Linked DNA regions of Homo sapiens: regions 1, 2, 3 and 4 are each linked to region 5. A link is a contact called in ENCODE Hi-C or POLR2A ChIA-PET data. All regions are on one chromosome and are shown on one strand. Each heading gives the region's core, a stretch centred on a gene start or an enhancer-like site at or near the end of the contact. The rest is flanking DNA. Distances are from core to core; before and after follow the strand shown. Region 1 overlaps SCAP (SREBF chaperone). Region 2 holds the start of ALS2CL (ALS2 C-terminal like). Region 3 holds the start of CSPG5 (chondroitin sulfate proteoglycan 5). Region 4 has its middle 18 kb from the start of MYL3. Region 5 holds the start of KIF9-AS1 (KIF9 antisense RNA 1).

Region 1 (3,172 bases), core at 300-2,799, 260 kb before region 5:
TTCCCCGTAGCAGCTGTGTGGTGGTGATGGCCCCTTAAAGTCTGGGCATTAGCAGGACCCTGAGGGTTGGGGTGCTTTGGTGGAATGGCTCCTTCAAAGGGCTGGGGGGCCTTGCCATGCCTCTGCCACTCCGAGGCCCATGAGGTTGTGTGAGTCATGTCGCAGAGTGGCCATGTGTTGCCCTGTGCCCTGTTGCTGCCCTCTGCAGGCCTAAGCAGCGAGAGCTGGTCCATCATGAAGAACATGGCCACGGAGCTGGGCATCATCCTCATCGGCTACTTCACCCTAGTGCCCGCCATCCAGGTAAGGCCCCAAGGCCTGCCACCTGGATGAGCATGGAAGCAACTGCTGTGCTCCCCAGCTGTGCAGCCATGGGCAGGGTGCTCCCCTCTTCAGCACAGGCATCCTTGCTTCTGAGGTGGGACCTCTTTGCCTGGCAAGCAGATCACTACAGCACCCAGATGGCCCCTGGCATGCCTGGCTCAGAAGTGCTCAGCAAACCCTGGCTGGGTTCCCAGATTGAGCACCTAGCCAGGCAGACTCTGCCCTTGACCCTGTCTTCCTACCCCTCCCTGCCTGCTTCCCTTTCAGCCAAGTGGCAGGAGGAGGCTGCAAGGGCATGGCAGGAGCTGGGGACTGGCTGTGCAGTTTGTCACACCTGTTTCCCATTTTTGAGGGAGAAGCACCGTGGGGTTCCTAGACCCTTCCTCCGGTCTCCTCCCTTGGCCCTGGCCTGTGCCGCAGTCGCCAGACGCATGGCCTTGCCTGGCCTGACCAGTGGGAGGGCCACCACCCATTGCCCAGAGTGACCCTGCTCTTGGCAAAGTGCCCTCACTCAGCTGTGGGCTGTGAGCAGAGGTGGAGGTGGCCCTGCACTGAGCTGGAACCCCAGACTGATGCCAGCCATTCCAGAAGGAGTTGCAGGAAGGGGAGGATGCCATCTTTTCTCGCCCGTCTTTCCCCCAGGGCTGGCAGGCCAGCTGAGGGATGGGGGTGAGCAGAGAACAGATGGGCTGTGGGCTGCTTCTCCTGGAAAAACAGTAGTATCTGCAGGATAGGGTACAGTCTTGGGACGTTAGAGCTGAGACAACCACTGTGCCACTATCTGCACTCCATGGTCTTACCCCAGATCGGAGTAGCACTGTGGTGATGTGCTAGAGGTCTCAACACCGACATCTCAGAAAATTTTGTCTGCTGACAGAGCTTGGGGAGCAGAGAGCTCACCCTTTTTCAGTTTTAGAGAATTAATCCCTCTCTCTCTCTCTTCATTGTTCCGGGGCAGTTGCTGGCTGGGAACCTTTCTGAGAGCCCCTGAATCAGGCCTGGGCTCTAGCTGGGTTGGTGATGCATGAGCAGGGCGGGGGCTCAGTGGGGAAGGACTTTTTGGGGAGCAGGCTGGTGGGGCTTAGAGGTTTCCGGGTTGGATCAGGCCTTCAGTCCCCTCTAGAGGGACCGGAAGATTCAGGGAAGGTACTTCCCCTTCCCTTTCAGCCCTTTCTGAAGAAAGTGTGAGGGTTTCTTCTGCCCCCTGGTGGAGACGGGGTGAGCTGCTGCTGGTATGTGAGCTGAGGACCAACCAGCATCTCTCATCTCTGCTGTGCCCTGCCTGCTGCTGCCCTGCCGGTTATGAGGTGGCTGCAGTCCGGGTACTGCTCCTCTTGGGCTGGGACAGTGAGGTCACGGCACCCCCCCATCCCCATGTGCTCTGATTCCAGGAGTTCTGTCTCTTTGCTGTCGTGGGGCTGGTGTCTGACTTCTTCCTTCAGATGCTGTTTTTCACCACTGTCCTGTCCATTGACATTCGCCGGATGGAGGTAGGAGTGGGCTGAGCCCTGCCCTGCCCGCCTCCTCAGCCCTGGCTGTACTGAGGGAGTCCTGGGTGAGAAGGGTGTAGACCTCGGGCAGGACAGCGGTCCTGTGCGAGCAGCCTCTGGATGGTGGACTCAGGCCCTGACCACTGTGCCCCCAACAGCTAGCAGACCTGAACAAGCGACTGCCCCCTGAGGCCTGCCTGCCCTCAGCCAAGCCAGTGGGACAGCCAACGCGCTACGAGCGGCAGCTGGCTGTGAGGCCGTCCACACCCCACACCATCACGTTGCAGCCGTCTTCCTTCCGAAACCTGCGGCTCCCCAAGAGGCTGCGTGTTGTCTACTTCCTGGCCCGCACCCGCCTGGCACAGCGCCTCATCATGGTACCTGCCACCCCTGCCCTGCCCTGCCCTCTTCTGGAGGGCCGGTGCTCCAGGCCCCTTGTGGTGCTGCACTTGGCCTTAGAGTGGCAAAGGGTATTCCTCAGGCCCTGGTGGCCCCTGGAAGCCTGGCTCTGGGGAGTTGCCCGTTGTGTCCTCCCTGCCCAGACCCTAGTGGCTTCTGAGGAGATAAGCCTGTGGGAGAAGCAGCTCCAGGGTTCTCAGGTACAGGAGCCATCCTCTCCCCAGAGTGGCCCAGGACAGGAGCCTGTTAGTTGAGTGCTCTGGGATGGACCCACTTGTGGCCACCACATTGCCCTGGGTCGGGTTCATCGGCCGCTGCATGGTGTGCAGACACTGGAAAGTGCTGGGCAAAATCATTCACCAGCCGGGCTGGGCTGGCCTTGGGGCAGCAGTGCCTCTTCCAGGGAGCTGAACTGAGATGGGAGGAAGGCTGAGGCCCCCTGGGACTAGGACCTCTGGGGGACTCTGGAGCAGGTCAGGTTGCTGGCCCTCTGACCGTAGGAATGGTAGCAGCTTTCTGGCTCCAGCTGAGGTGGAGCTTAGGGGTGGGGACATTCTGTGTCAAACCTCAGGGTGCTTCAGTGTATTTCCAGGCCAAGAAACTCAGCCCCTAACTGTGGAAAGGCAAGCAGGCCCCTCCAGCAGCAAGTGTTGGCAGGTGTTAGCAGGAGGACTTGGAGAGGCAGGAGAAAAGGACGCAGTGGGGCCTGTGTCCTCTCTCCATCCCCAGGCCTGAGGTCCCTGTGCTGCTTCCTCTCAGCATGAGGGCTGAAGCTGCTGGGGGTTGGGGCCCATTCCTCCCACTGAGTACCCCCTGCCCCACTGCAGGCTGGCACCGTTGTCTGGATTGGCATCCTGGTATACACAGACCCAGCAGGGCTGCGCAACTACCTCGCTGCCCAGGTGACGGAACAGAGCCCATTGGGTGAGGGAGCCCTGGCTCCCATGCCCGTGCCTAGT
Region 2 (3,230 bases), core at 565-3,064, 470 kb after region 5:
AACCGTGCTCATCCCTGAAGGAGCCCCTTGAACCCACCATACCCCTCCTCTCAGAGTCCCACATAACCCCGAGAAGGAGGCGCAGGTAAGATATTTCACCAGCAGGGGCACTACGTTACAGAGAGGCCACACACTGCCTGTGATCACACAGCAAGAGGAAAGCAGCACAAGGCCCCATACCAGCTCTTCCAGAATGTACCGCTACCTCCCACTGCCCCACAGGCACAAAGGATCCCCACAGGGAAGACCTTGGAGGCCTGTTTAGAACCTGAAGCCTCAGTTCATTCCACCTGCTGGGGCGGTGGCTCTGCCAGGCTGTGCTGTAGACTCAGGGAGCCAAGTGCCCCAGCAGACAGTCCCGCAGGCCAACAGGGCTGTGAAGGGGAGTGGGGGCCAAGGTCCGGAGCCTGGGGGTGGAGGGCATGGGGAGGGGAGGCTTTCCCAGAGGGCCAGAGGGACACCTCACCAGAAGCCTCCTTGAGGTAGCCCCCACCCACCAACACAGCAACACCTCTAGCAGGCAGGGACCAGAGGAGCAAGGCCTTTGGGAGTGGAGCCCCTCAGGCAGCAGGGGGTGCAGAAGGGGGCAAGAAAACAAGGCTGGAAAAGGGGAGGCCAGAGCTAGGGCGGGCTTTGGCAATGTGGGGAGGGATGGAGAAGCAGGAAGGGGCGGCTCTGCAGGATTGGGACCCAGGAGGAGAGCAATGTGGGGCAAAAGGGTGAGGTCACTGGGACCTGCAGTCACTCAGACAAGGGTCCCAGGCTGGAAACCCTCCAAGGGGTGATGTGCAGCTTGGCAGACAGTAAACTCCCACCTCGCAACAACCCAAGGGAGCCAGGGGATGAGCTTGGCAGGCCCCAGGCCCCTACTTACCTCCACTGGGGGTCTCTTCAGCCTGGCAGGTTGGGGGATGCCTCCCACCTCCTCAGTAGGGGGCTGAGTAGGGGGCTGGTGGGCCACCCTTTCTGCTCTTCCACGGCCGCCTTGGACCCTGAGCCTCCCCCTCACTGGAACCTGAGTGCCACTGAGAGCAATGGGTGACTAACCTGGTGGCCAGAGGGGGAATCAGGCTGCTGACGGGGGGCTTCTTTGTTACAGGTTTGAACTAAGTTCCCTCCCGCTCCCGGGGGGTCTGTCCCAGATAAGTCTTCAGCCACCCTTTCCAAGGTCTCAGGCCTTCGCACAAAGCACACGCGGCCGGCTTCATGCTCTACTAGGCCTGTTGAGACTCAGGAGTGGGGAGGAAAGGGGACTTCCCCAAGGTCGCACAGGAGGGGCGGCCGGCCGTGGACACCCAGCCCAGGGGGCCGCAGGGCGCCTCAGTATACCCCTCTACAGGCTCCAAGTTCCACGAACCCACACAGCGCTCCGCGTGTGCTGGCTTCTGTGACTCAGGGCAGACCCGGGAGGTCACGGGGCTGCACCACAGGCTCGCAGAGCGACTGACTGGCGGGGCGAGGTGGTGGCACGGCGGCCTCGGAGCCTTGCAGGGGAAGCGGGGCGCGAGAGGCGAGCCTGAGTGTGCGCGTGGGTGCGTAGGGGGCGGAGGGGTCAAGACTCCCACTTTTCCTCCCCGCGCCGGGTCCCAGGGGCCTCCGGATCCCGGGGGACGCCAGAGGGAGGCCTCAGGAGAGGCTTGGGGCGGCGGGACGGATCAATACCGCGCGCCAGCTCCTCGGTGGCCCGCCCGTGGCCCCCGCAACTCCAGAGCAACACCCGGAGGCGGGGCGGGGCGGGGCTGGGCGAAGGGGGCGGGGCTGGCAGGGGGCGGGACTGGCAGGGGGCAGGGTGGGGGTGCGAGCGAGGAGCCGCACAGGCAGTCCCGGCGCGGGGCAACCACAGCGCTCAGGTAAGGGCGCGACGAAGGGCGCGCGTCTGCGGACGGGTGTCTGCGCTCCACGCTTAGCTCGTCCAGGTGGGGGCTCCCGCCTCCTCGGCTGCTGCGGTCCCCGCCCAGCTCCTTGGTCCCGGCGGCAGTCATCCCCCGGCCGTCCGAGTCCCTCGTAAGATACCCCGCTCACAGCGTCGTCCTCCCTGCCTGGCTGCTAGCCTGCTTGGGTTCGGGGCAGCGCCCCGGGCCTGACCTGAGCCGTGGTGGCAGGGCCACGGGGCCCCAGCCAGCAGGAGAGACTGCCAGGAGGAGGTGACGCCGGCTGGTTAGGGCGGAAGGGCCCGACCCGGGATTCCAGGAGGTGGCCTTTTCGCATGGGAGCGGCATGGCAAATGCCTGGCGGCCGGAACAGGAGCTCGGGTCTGGGAAACTCCAGCGACTGAGTGTGTGCCTGGGCAGGGAGAGGAAGGGAAGCTGGGACATATGCGACAGCAGGGAGGGGTGCTTGTCTAGGACAAGAGGCTTGTAGCCATGGTGGGGCCGAGGAAGGGTGCAGCGGGGAGAGGCGAGCATGAGACTGAGGGATCAGGTGTGACAGTTCAGCGCCCCCTCCCTGGGGCAGTGCGTGTCTCTACTCTCCCCCACTGGGCACCAGACAACGAAGGGGCTGCCACGGCAGCCCATGAAAAAGCCTCCACAGCAGGCAGAACTTCCCTGCCTGTTCAGACCAGGAAATACCAGAGTGAGTGAGTGTCACGACAAGGTGTGTCAGGGGCCTAAGGAGCCAGGCCTGGGAGAGGACAGGGAAGGCCCCAGTGACCCTGCCCGGGAGGGACCTAGCGTGGACAGAGGCCAGGAATGCAGAGGAGAGACCAGGTCTGGCTACTGGTTAGAGCGCCACAGGGGCAGCCGCTGACTCACCTGGGCACGCCGTGACTGGCCAGTTCTGTCCTCACCCTGCCCCACCCCACCGCACCCCGTGGTGAGCATCAGGGCTGCCTGAGGACAGCTGTGAGGCAGGGCCCGTCAGGATCTTGCTCTGTGCCTCAGGTGAGTTGCCCACCCTCTCTGAGCCATCTAGCTAGGTGAACCTGGTGGGCTGGAGCCAGAAGTCTGGGTCTGAGCCCTGCACAAGTTCTACACAAGGGTCTCTGGACCCTCCCATTGTTCCTGGGCCTCAGTTTCCCCATCTGTACATTAGGCACAGCCTGTCACTAAGGAACCTTTGAACTGGAGGGAGGGAGAGGGTGAGGAAGCTATGCCCTTGACTGGAAGGGGGAAGGTTAGGGATGGGACAGGGGTTGGGGAGGGGGGTACTCCTGCAGGATCCTCCTCATATTAAGGTTCAGCACCTCCTCCTCCTGCCCTGCAAACGTGCACACTCATGCACATTCACGC
Region 3 (3,443 bases), core at 186-2,685, 410 kb before region 5:
ATGCCTGTCTGATATGGAGCCTCCCTCTGTTACCAGCCCTGTGCACTCAAGTGCCTTGCAGTCCAGTGAGGAATAACTGTAGATAAGATGAGATGATGGGCATTAAGTGTAACTGCTGAGAAGCCTTCATAGAGGGAAAGGTGATAAGAACTGAGTTTTTCTGGCATGAGGAGTTTACCAGGCAGGAGAGGTGGAGACGCTAGGCTAGGCAAATAGGCTGCAGCCATAGTTCTGCTGAGAAACAGGTTTTGAACCAAGGCAACTCCATCTGGAGATATGTATCAGAAAGATTAGGAGATAGAATCTCCATCTTGGTCACTTATTTGGTCTTCTAAGACAGCAATGGGACCGTCTCTTAAATACTGGAGTTGTCCTATCTCCTTGGGCTGATACCCTGAACTGTCATTTGGGTGAGTAACACATTAAGGGGTAGACGGTCGGTTTGGGGGAATAAACTAAGTAACTAGGTTGCGGTTCCTCCTGCCGACTAAGCAGACCTCCTGGTGCGTGGTCTTGGGTTGCCCTGTGAGCCCTGAAGCTGTGAATGGGCCCCACAGATCACTCTAAAGCCAAGCATCCATGTGTGCCCGGCTGGGGATCTAGACCCCCCTGGTCTACCCAGGAACCTGAGTTTTGGTGGTCTGAGACACCTGGGGGACGACGTATCCCGGAGAAGGGACCAGGATTAAAGGCCGCTCCCCAGGCTGCCCGGAGACTAGAAGGAAGGCGAGGTAGCCGCAGTCCCAGGGAGGGTCTTACCCCTTGCTCCCGGGATGCGTTATGGCGGGCCTGGCTGTGCGAGATCTAGGCTAGTGGCTTTGGCTGCGAACGGATTAGATCTGATCCGATTAGAGCCTGGGCGGTCGGCTTCGCCCCCTTGCCAGGCTCTGCCAACGCCCGCCCCTCCCTCGTGGAGACCCGGAGACCTCCCTGAGAGCCTTCCCGCCCGGAACACGGGATTGGTGCAGAATCCGAGAGGCTCCATGCGCCCCGGGCCTGGCTTGTTTCCACAGTGGGGGCTCGTGCTTCCGCCCCCTGCGGCTCTTCTGGACCCCGCCCCGACCCTGCGGGTAACTGGGCCCGCGACGTCCCCGCCTCCGTGCTTGCCGCGTGGCGGGTGGGTTCCTCCGGGTCGGGGCCCCGTGCCGCCTGTTCACCTGGGGCGGGACCGTGGCCCCATCCCACAGGTCTCCCGCCCGTGCACCTGCCGCCTAACGCCGCGCGCCGCGCCGTGCGCCTGCCTCGCGCTCCCCGTCCGCCTGCCCCGCACTCCCCGTCCGTGTGTCTCCTAGTCCCCAGCGAGGGGTCTGTCTGTTCCCCTGGCAGGCTGACCAAGGGGCCGGCGTCACCGCTACGTGCGGCGGGGCCGGCGCGGCGGGCGGGGTGAGGGCGGCGCTGAGCGCAGCGGCGGCAGCGGCGGCGCGGGAGGCGGGGAGGCGCGGCGCGCCGGGGACAGCGGCGGACGGCGGCGGCGGCGGCATGCGGCTCCTCGCGCTGCCCATCGTGGGCTGAGGCGGCCGCAGAACCGGCGGGAGGCGCGGCGGCCGGGCGAGCCGAGGGCGCAGCCAGCCGGGCGGACCGCGGACAGCGGTCGGGGCGCCGCGCCATGGGGCGAGCCGGGGGCGGGGGCCCGGGCCGGGGGCCGCCGCCACTGCTGCTGTTTCTGGGGGCCGCGCTGGTCCTGGCCTCTGGGGCCGTGCCGGGTAGGTATGACTGCGCCCGGGACCCCCGCGGCCCTCGTGCCCCACCCAGGGCAGGGGTCCCGCTGGCGGCGGGGACAGGTGGAGCTGTGAGCTGTGGCAAGGGGGCGGGGCACCGCCTGGCCGCGGCCGGGCGGCGGAATGGTCCCAGGAGGTGGTGGGGGTCCGGGAAAGGCCGACCCGCGTGGGGGCCGACCCCGGTTGGGGTAGCCGGGACCCAAGCGCGCGGGCCGCGGTGCGGACTGGGGGCGGGGCCGGGGGCGGGGCCGGGGCGGGGCCGGGGCGGGGCCTGAGGGTGAGACTTCGGGGCGGGACCTGGAGCTGAGGGCGGGAGCCAGTGGACGCGGCTCAGGGTGGGTTCCCGAGGGTGAGACTTATGGGTGGGCCGAGCTGGGGGCCGCCCTGGCCTGGCTCTTCAGACGGCGGGGCAGGTCGGGCGGGGCCGAGCCGCGAGGCGTTGGGCGGGGTGTGATCCTCGTCTTGGGGGCAGACTCCGGGACGGGGCTTAGAGGTACCGGGTGGCTGGGGTCACACTGGGGCGGTGGGGTCTGAGGGTGGCGAGGTCTGGGTTGACCAGGTCTAGGCGAGCGGGCCTGACCGGGGCGGGCCGGGGCTCCAGGGCTCCTCAGCGCGCCGCCCTGACGTCCCGCCCCTTGCCCTCCCGCCCGCAGCGCGTGAGGCGGGCAGCGCGGTTGAGGCCGAAGAGCTGGTGAAGGGCAGCCCGGCGTGGGAGCCGCCTGCCAACGACACGCGGGAAGAAGCCGGCCCACCAGCGGCTGGGGAAGATGAGGCGTCGTGGACGGCGCCCGGTGGCGAGCTGGCCGGGCCAGAAGAGGTGCTGCAGGAGTCGGCTGCGGTGACCGGCACCGCCTGGCTGGAAGCTGACAGCCCAGGCCTGGGAGGAGTGACCGCAGAGGCGGGCAGCGGCGATGCCCAGGCCCTTCCAGCTACGCTCCAGGCTCCCCACGAGGTCCTCGGGCAGTCAATCATGCCCCCTGCCATTCCTGAGGCTACAGAGGCCAGCGGGCCACCCTCCCCCACCCCCGGCGACAAGCTGAGCCCAGCTTCTGAACTCCCCAAGGAGAGCCCCTTGGAGGTTTGGCTGAACCTGGGGGGCAGCACACCCGACCCTCAAGGGCCAGAGCTGACTTACCCATTTCAGGGCACCCTGGAGCCCCAACCGGCATCAGATATCATTGACATCGACTACTTCGAAGGACTGGATGGTGAGGGTCGTGGCGCAGATCTGGGGAGCTTCCCAGGGTCACCAGGAACCTCAGAGAACCACCCTGATACTGAGGGAGAGACCCCTTCCTGGAGCCTGCTTGACTTATACGATGATTTCACCCCCTTCGATGAATCTGATTTCTACCCCACCACATCCTTTTATGATGACTTGGATGAAGAGGAGGAGGAAGAGGAGGATGACAAAGATGCAGTAGGAGGTGGAGACCTAGAAGATGAAAATGAGCTTCTAGTGCCCACTGGGAAGCCTGGTCTGGGGCCCGGGACAGGCCAGCCCACCAGTCGGTGGCATGCTGTCCCTCCACAGCACACTCTGGGGTCGGTCCCCGGCAGCAGCATCGCCCTCAGGCCCCGCCCAGGAGAGCCAGGCAGGGACTTGGCCTCCAGTGAAAATGGCACTGAGTGCCGCAGTGGCTTTGTGCGGCATAACGGCTCCTGCCGGTCAGTGTGCGACCTCTTCCCAAGTTACTGTCACAATGGCGGCCAGTGCTACCTGGT
Region 4 (3,557 bases), core at 508-3,007, 320 kb after region 5:
CTAAGTAATTTGGAAGCTCTGGTTCTGCAAACCATAGCCATTCCAGTTAAATAACATCCCTCACCCAGCTTGCCCCAGTGTTTTGGGAGCTGAAGACCCCCGTGGGTACTGCAGATGCACTTTACAGTTTAGGCACCCTGTGGTGGAGTGGTCAGGATAGGGTGTCCTCTCTATCTCACAGGTGGGGACATGGAGGACCCAAGCTCCTGGCAAGTTCAGCCCCACCAGCCCTCTGCAATCCTGTGCTTTGGGCCCAGGGGAAATAGCTGGTAAGGAGGGGTGAAAGACTCATGTGTGCCATCCTGCAGGCAAGGTCACTGTCTCAGAGCCATGGCCCAGCTGTAGGGTGAAGGGAGGAGGATGGGAGCATGACAGCCCTGTGAGCCCAGGCGGGAAGGCTGGCAGGTGCTGCATGGCCTGGGCTACCTCCCATAGTTCCCAGTGCAGCTGGGTGACATCTACCCGAAGCTGGGATAGTAGGTCCCTGAGGCGAGTGCCCAAGGTGAGGACTGGCCTGATGGGTGGAGGGAACCTTGGATGCTCCGAAGCACCCACTCCAGCCCAGCTCCCCCCCCGGTGTCTGGTGATCAATATCACTACAGTGCCCATATCCCCACCTTGGCTCCGGTCCTTGGGAGTGCTGGGGTTCTGAGGCCCTTCACACAGGGCGGTACCCTCAGGGCCCATCACAAGGTGCTGGGGCCGCTAAGGTTCAAGGTTCAGTGACCTCCAGCCTTCCTGTTCCCAGCCCCTGGCAGAGGGAAGGGGCATCTCACCAAGAAGCCTTTTCAAGCCTTGCCACTGCCTCACAGCCTGCTGGTGGGCTCTCCCAACTAGGATTCCAAGAGCAGGAGTGCTTTCCTTGGGTGTGCTTCCAGGTGTGAGCCTGTGTCCAGGTATGTGTTCCTGTTTCCGTGTGGGCTGTGAGTGTCTCTGTTAGCCAATACCCTGGTGTGAGGGGTTCCTTTCTCCTTCCTGAAGGAGAAGATGCCTGGGCTCCTTGGGGGGAGTGTGAGGGGGGCAGTGACCAGGAAAAGTATGTGTGTGTCTGGGGAGGTGGGCCCTGGGCCCTGCCAGACACCTGGGCTGGTTGGTCCAGAGCTTCTGCATCCACTCAGGGACACAGGCCCCGGGTGGGAGCCAAGCCCCAGTTTGTGCACTGGCCAGCCCTCCTTGTCCTCTGCCCTCAGCTGCTGATTTTTGTAAAACGAGGAGTGTGTGTTGGGAGGTGTGCAACTTATCACACGCACAGTGTTTTCCCTTCGGGACACACACACCCTCGCAAGCCACCACACACGGTGACACCAGCGACGCATGCTGGTGGCCGGCTCCCAGGGCTCAGCCTCCCTCGGCGACGCGCCAGTGATACACACTCCCGCCTCTCCCACTCCCACCCACATCCCGGGAGGAGCGGCCGCTCCTCTGTGCTCCTCCGGCCCGGCCCTCGGCGCGGCGTTTCTGTGTTCTGTTCCCTTCACAGCCGCGTGGAAACCGCAGCGGGGCGGGCCGGGATGAGCTCACGCCGCCGCCCGCCAGGCCGCCAACCCTAACTCGCTCCAGATGCAGGGCGGCCTGTGCTGGCGCGGAGAGTGGCGGGGTGGGCCGGGGCCTGGGCCGGGGCCGGGGGAGGCATGGCCCACTCGCGCCCCCTGCAGGGGAGGCCTCCGCAGATCTCCTGGAGGCGGGGGCTGCAGGCTCTGGGCACAGGGGCGCGGGTGGCGGCTGCCTACCCCGGAAGAGGAGGGACTTATCGCCATGAGCCTGCTTTTTCTCAGGCCTTGCCCACTGCCTGAGATTTGTCCCCGGGCCGGGGTGGGGGGTGCAGCTGTGGAGGTCACAGTCCACAACCCCTCCCTGGTCGGCGCAGCCTCGAGGTGTTGTGGGACCATCCCCTCCCGGGCCGGTGCCCGCCCCTCACACAGGCTGCCTTTGCTAGCCCCCACCCGCGACTGCCGGACTGGGGCTGTCCCCTCCACTTCCTCTCCCCGCAGCTCCCGGGACACCCTGACCAGGTACTGCAGCTCAAGCCTCCCGCCTCAGGGCCCTGGCCAGGCCCTGCCCACTCTTGTTCCTTTTGGAACAAACACTCCAGTTTCTACTGGGAAAGCAGCGGGGGCCTGACCACCGCCTGTTTTTAATAAGGAGCTGGTATTTCCCCGAAATCGCCAGCTGTGGCTGACCTCATGGGGATGACGGCTGGCCCTGGGCCAGGGGGCAGGAGCCGGCTCCCGTGTGAGCCCCTGGCCTGCAGACAGACGCGCAGGGAGGAGGCGCTGGCTTCTCGTCCCATCTCAGCCGTTGGCTCATCCAAAACTCTGTCTATCTGTTTGACTGCTGTGTTGTGTACCCTGGGTCGATACCCTGCCAGCCCCCGCACCCCAGCCCTGCCCAGGGCCCTGGGTTCAAGCCCCGCTTTACTCCTGCCTCGTGTGATCTTGGCAAATTGCTTAACCTCTCGCCACTCATTTCCTCCACTGTAGGGTTGAGACTGTTGTGGGGATTAGAGAGGGAACACTGTGGGGAGGGTCGGTGGATTCCAGGAACGTTTCTAGACGGCAGGGGGAGGGGGGTCTCAGGAGCTGAGGCGCCAGAGATCAGGCCCTGGGCTTCCTGGGTGGGGCATTGTGGGAGGAGGGGGAGCTTGGGAAATTGTCAGCCTTGGGGGAGACAGGGACAGCACAGAGGTTCCAGCAGAATGAGAGTGCTTCGTAAGGGATCAGCACGGTGGGGGGTCGGGGGGAGGCTGTGGGCACCAAAAGGTTGGGGAGGGTGTCAGCAAAGGCTTTCTAGAGGATGGGCGCTTAGGTGGAATGTGGCGGCGTTGGTGGGGTGGGGGGTCTCAGGGTGGGAGCAGAATCCTAAGGCAACAGCCTGGACGCTGGAACAAGTGAAGGGGTGGAATGGGGGGAACAGAATGGAGGAGAGTAGAAGCAGGCAGTCGGGTTCAGGATATCTTAGGGGGACTCTGCCTGAGGCACTGTGGAGAGTCCAGAAGTCCCATCTGTAATTGAGGGACAAAGATTGAGGGAACCAGAGGGGGACACAGGCTCCAGTAGCAGAGAGGGAGACCAGCAGCCCCAGAAGGAGCAGGGAAACCAGGAGAGGAGATGCAGTAGACAGGGAGGCAGGCGGCTGGATACAGATAGTGGCTGGGAGATTTTGCTTGCTCTGGTGCCTGCACCTTTCAGATGCTTGAGGCTCCTCGTGAAGGTAACAACTATAACTACAATAAGGAATAAGGGTGACTAATATTTATTGAGCACTTAGTGTGTGCTAGGCAGTGCACTAAGCACTTACAGGTATCAATGTGTTCTATCTCCACTTCATTTCTATTTATTTATTTCTTTATTTTTCCTAACTGCTAGGCTATATAGGATCTATTTATTTATTAATTCACTCACTGATTCATTCATTCATTTAACAGATGTTTATCGAGTGCCAGACATGTTTCAGGTGCTGGGAATACAGCAATAAGCAAGACAGACAAAAAAATCTGCCCACATAAAGTTTACAAGAGGAAGAATTTATGAAAGAGGAAGATACCCAATGTATTAGGT
Region 5 (3,441 bases), core at 27-2,526:
GAGTGCAATGGTGCGATCTGGGCTCACTACAACCTCCGCCTCCTGGGTTCAAGCGATTCTCCTGCCTCAGCCTCCCGAGTAGCTGGGATTACAGGCGCACCACCACGCCCAGCTAATTTATTTTTTATTTTCATTCATTTATTTATTTTTTTGAGATGGAGTCTTGCTCTGTCGCCAGGCTGGAGTGCAGTGGCACAATCTGGGCTTACTGCAACCTCCGCCTCCTGGGTTCAAGCGATTCTCCTGCTTCAGCCTCCCGCGTACCTGGAATTACAGCCGTGCGCCACCACGCCCGGCTAAATTTTGTATTTTTAGTAGAGATGGGGTTTCGCCATGTTGGCCAGTGTGGTCTGGAACTCTTGACCTCAGTTACTCCGCCCGCCTCGGCCTCCTAAAGTGCTGGGATTACAGGCGTGAACCACCGCGCCCGGCCCACTTTCAGTTTTTAACCACTGTTTCTCAATTGGAAGACACATCCTTTCCTTTCCGTTACCAATTGCTGGTAAAATCCGATTCAAAATTCTAGTGGAAAAACAACAGCAACAACAACACAAAAAACGCTAACCCTATGAACCCCCAATGTCAAAATGATCTATCGCCAAAAACTCTTCAGCGTCTAGAAAGTTTAGCTATTGGATTTACGCGTTCCTATCTCTCCTTCCAAAAATAACAACTCGTAGCTCTTTCAAGTTATTCTACTTAGTCTCATCTTATCATTTCTGTAGGAAAGTGATTAATACCCTTTTTTTCATGACATTGCCTCTAAGGCCCCAAGAACCACACAGGAGAGGGGAGCTGCCGCCTTGGAGACTTCGGGTGGGGGCAGAGCGCCGCGCCGAGGTGGAGGTAGGAGCCCCGAGGGCACAGCGGGAAGGAAGGCGGAGGAGGCTGCCGGGAGCTCGGCCTCCGAGCAATCCCCCGCCTCGCTGGGCTTCCATGCTTGCTAAAGGGTCGAGATGAACGGGCAAGGGAGAGAGAGGGCGAGGAAAAATAAAAAAGAGAGGGGCGAGTGGGACGAGGGGCCCGGGAGCAGCCGCGGCCGCGTTACCTCAGAGCCCAGAGGCCTGGGGGAGGGGCCCTCGGCGCTGCCGCGGACTCCGGGGCTCCCGGCGGGCAGGTCCTGCAGGGCCGCGGAGCGAGAAGGCTGATGTCTCGGGTGTCTCGGGGAGTTCTCCCGACGTCGCCTGCTGTTTGTCAGTCGCCAGCTGTGACACGGTAGCGGGCCGGGTCACGCTGCCCCCGGCCGCCAGGCGGGTTGCGGGAGGGGTCGCGGTGCCGCCTCTCCAGGTCCGGTCTGGCCCACATCACTGGGGCCGGGGGTTTATTGTTCCGGAGAGCCACAGGCACGGTCGGCCTGGACCCGCCGGGCAGTGTTCCGCTCTGCCCGTCCCGGCCTGGGGTCAAGCCAACAGCTGCAAGGCACGCCGACTGGCGGCAGATCGGTGGCCCGTGTGTGTCTCTTTAAGGGGCCGGGCCTGCGAAGCTGAGGGGCGGGTGGGGTGTGCGTCGCTCCCGGTGTGAGGGTGAGAGGGAGAGAGCGGCTGGCGGGCGTCCGAGGGAGGGAGGGAGCGACGAGCGAGGTAGCGACGCGGGCCGCCCCTGCCGCCGCCGCCGCCGCCGCCGCCGCCGCCGCGGTCGGACCTGCGGCCTCCTCCCCTCCCCTCCCCCGCGTCGCCCTGCTGCGGGGAGGGGGCTCGCGTCGCCGTCTCCAGCCGCTCCCGATGAAGCAGCTGCAGCCGCAGCCGCCTCCGAAGATGGGGGATTTCTACGACCCGGAGCACCCGACCCCTGAGTAAGTATCAGCTCCGCGGCCCCCCGCTGCTGTCGGCCGCCTTATCCCCAGCCGAGGGCGGCGCGTCCTGACGGGTGGCGGCGCGGGCCGGCGCGAGGAGTAACAGGCCCACGGTGGCCTCGCGCGGTCGGTGTCGGGAGCAGGCCCGCGCCGCCACTTCGAGCCGCTTGGCCGGGGCCGCAGCAGGCCCGCGGTTGGGCCCGGCGTTGGCGCCGCTGCTCGTGTCGCGGCGGCGGTTGGGCCGGGCCGGTGGGGGAGGGGCGGCCACGGTCCCTACGGTTACCGCCGTGTCCGCACCGACCCGGCCATCCCGGGGCTCGGCGGTCCTCTCGGGCTCCTCGTGGCTCGTCCGGGCCCCGCTGCTAGCCAAAGGGCAGAGTCGGAGGAGCTGCCGGTGCCGGGCCCGGCAAGAGGGCGCCGGTGAGGGTAGGCCGCGAATCCCCGGGCTCGGGTGGAAGCTCGACCCGTCGCCCGACCTCCCCGCGACGGCGGCGCCTCGGACCGGAAGGGCCTAGCGCGGGTTGCCTGGCCCCCGGGCCGTGGAGGGGCCCGCGCTGCACTCCTGAGTTTGATTTTTTCCTCCTGGGAACTCGATCCTGGCCTTGCAGTGCTTCCGGATTCACATTGTGCACCTTTGGCACTTGGGTTTTGTAATGGCGAGGTTTGTGTGGTCCCGTTGTTGAGGTGACACCGGGTTTGTTTTTCCGCTTGAAAATGAAAGCCTCCTGAGGGACATACATTTTCTTGCAGGTTGTGAGATTTTCACACTTTCGGACACAATTTTCTTGGTAACAGGAATCTCTTACCCTAAACGGATGACTTTCTATTTCTTGTGAAGACTTGGTTAAAAACCAAGAATCGTTTGAGGATTCTCTAAAGAAGACAATGTTGTGGAAAACCGACACACAGTTTTGCCCAATAGTAATTTTTCAGTCTAGGACACCTTTACATTTCTCTTGAGGTCTGAATCTGCTGCTGTATCTGCTATCTCAGAAAGCCTGGAGTCACTTCTTTCCCTGAACCCTCACGAGACCATTGTTTTGAAAAGCCGTTCTTAAACACCGTTTGCTGGTGTTAGACCTAGGAATATACTATTGATTTAAAACTTATCGGTTGATAGGGGTTTCACATGAAACTGTCAAACTTTTATGACCAGGATGATTCCAAGAGCTTTGCTGTTTTGACACATTTTACCTTAGGTTTGCTCTGGCTCGTTTTTGAATCCCTTGCCACATCTTCTCACATTGGTCCAGAAATGTCTGGATCTTAATTGATAGTTTTGATTGCAACACAAACGGATTCTGTTGAGGTGTTGGTCATTTCTGCACAACAAGATAAATCATTATTTTGCTTTTCTAAAAACCCAACTCTTACTTGCAATAGTAAGTTAACATGGCTTTTTCCTTTCATGGGTTCTTGGCCATTGGTTAACATTACCTTAATTAGATTGGTCTTTTTGTTTTGCTACTGGCAGGGTCAGTTAGGTAAGATTGTTTTGATTTACTGCACCATCAGTCCAATTACAAAGCTCATGTTATAGGTTTTTAGTTTGAAAAACCTCAAAAAAAATTTTATATCACGATTCAATAAATGCTTATATAGCACTTGCTCTGTACAAAGTAACATGCTAACCCCTGAATAGGCTAAGT

What was found. Hi-C counts contacts between places; a loop is a spot of excess contacts on that map. ChIA-PET counts read pairs that join two places held with the same protein, here RNA polymerase II (POLR2A). Pooled maps may share reads with other maps.
Region 1: a loop to region 5 is called in a map of naive thymus-derived CD4-positive, alpha-beta T cell, with 17 times the contacts of the local background. The contact joins the enhancer-like site here to the promoter of KIF9-AS1 in region 5. A Hi-C loop is called at or near these places in 1 of 168 maps with a recorded cell type or tissue (naive thymus-derived CD4-positive, alpha-beta T cell) and 7 of 50 pooled maps. POLR2A ChIA-PET finds 5 or more read pairs at or near these places in 5 of 52 experiments (CD4-positive, alpha-beta T cell, CD8-positive, alpha-beta memory T cell, H1 and 2 more).
Region 2: a map of CD4-positive, alpha-beta T cell shows a loop between it and region 5 (2.5-fold over the local background). The contact joins the promoter of ALS2CL here to the promoter of KIF9-AS1 in region 5. A Hi-C loop is called at or near these places in 3 of 168 maps with a recorded cell type or tissue (CD4-positive, alpha-beta T cell, chondrocyte and heart left ventricle) and 11 of 50 pooled maps. POLR2A ChIA-PET finds 5 or more read pairs at or near these places in 5 of 52 experiments (GM10248, MCF 10A, WTC11 and 2 more).
Region 3: a pooled map shows a loop between it and region 5 (5-fold over the local background). The contact joins the promoter of CSPG5 here to the promoter of KIF9-AS1 in region 5. A Hi-C loop is called at or near these places in 4 of 50 pooled maps.
Region 4: a pooled map shows a loop between it and region 5 (15-fold over the local background). The contact joins the enhancer-like site here to the promoter of KIF9-AS1 in region 5. A Hi-C loop is called at or near these places in 1 of 37 single-sample maps with no recorded cell type and 7 of 50 pooled maps. POLR2A ChIA-PET finds 5 or more read pairs at or near these places in 1 of 52 experiments (activated CD4-positive, alpha-beta T cell).

The regions. Positions count from the first base shown.
Region 1 is chr3:47,419,573-47,422,744 of GRCh38, reverse strand. It overlaps SCAP (SREBF chaperone), which reads left to right. Exons shown (of 23, transcript NM_012235.4): 10 at 209-303; 11 at 1,716-1,814; 12 at 1,973-2,191; 13 at 3,041-3,172. Among named protein-coding and RNA genes, the nearest start is that of PTPN23-DT, 40 kb to the right of the region's middle. RefSeq lists an enhancer at 1,184-1,233. Within about 2 kb of position 1,549, at least 22 of the 41 ENCODE cell types and tissues checked have a DNase peak (open chromatin) inside an H3K27ac peak, as active enhancers do.
Region 2 is chr3:46,692,263-46,695,492 of GRCh38, reverse strand. ALS2CL (ALS2 C-terminal like) reads left to right here and starts at 1,814. Exons shown (of 26, transcript NM_147129.5): 1 at 1,814-1,850. It also overlaps a transcript of TMIE not described here. RefSeq lists enhancers at 88-877, 2,459-3,230 and silencers at 1,510-1,589, 1,740-1,989, 1,720-2,014.
Region 3 is chr3:47,576,857-47,580,299 of GRCh38, reverse strand. CSPG5 (chondroitin sulfate proteoglycan 5) reads left to right here and starts at 1,435. Exons shown (of 5, transcript NM_006574.4): 1 at 1,435-1,703; 2 at 2,372-3,443. The coding sequence starts at 1,607. RefSeq lists an enhancer at 106-810 and silencers at 1,935-1,984, 2,025-2,084, 2,135-2,224.
Region 4 is chr3:46,844,136-46,847,692 of GRCh38, reverse strand. No RefSeq gene overlaps it. Among named protein-coding and RNA genes, the nearest start is that of MYL3, 18 kb to the left of the region's middle. RefSeq lists an enhancer at 701-1,434 and silencers at 1,527-1,806, 1,857-1,956. Within about 2 kb of position 1,757, at least 32 of the 41 ENCODE cell types and tissues checked have a DNase peak (open chromatin) inside an H3K27ac peak, as active enhancers do.
Region 5 is chr3:47,162,205-47,165,645 of GRCh38, reverse strand. It overlaps KIF9-AS1 (KIF9 antisense RNA 1), which reads right to left and starts at 1,276. Exons shown (of 7, transcript NR_033373.1): 1 at 1,049-1,276. SETD2 (SET domain containing 2, histone lysine methyltransferase) reads left to right here and starts at 1,533. Exons shown (of 21, transcript NM_014159.7): 1 at 1,533-1,792. The coding sequence starts at 1,722. RefSeq lists silencers at 1,031-1,080, 1,131-1,880, 1,931-2,240.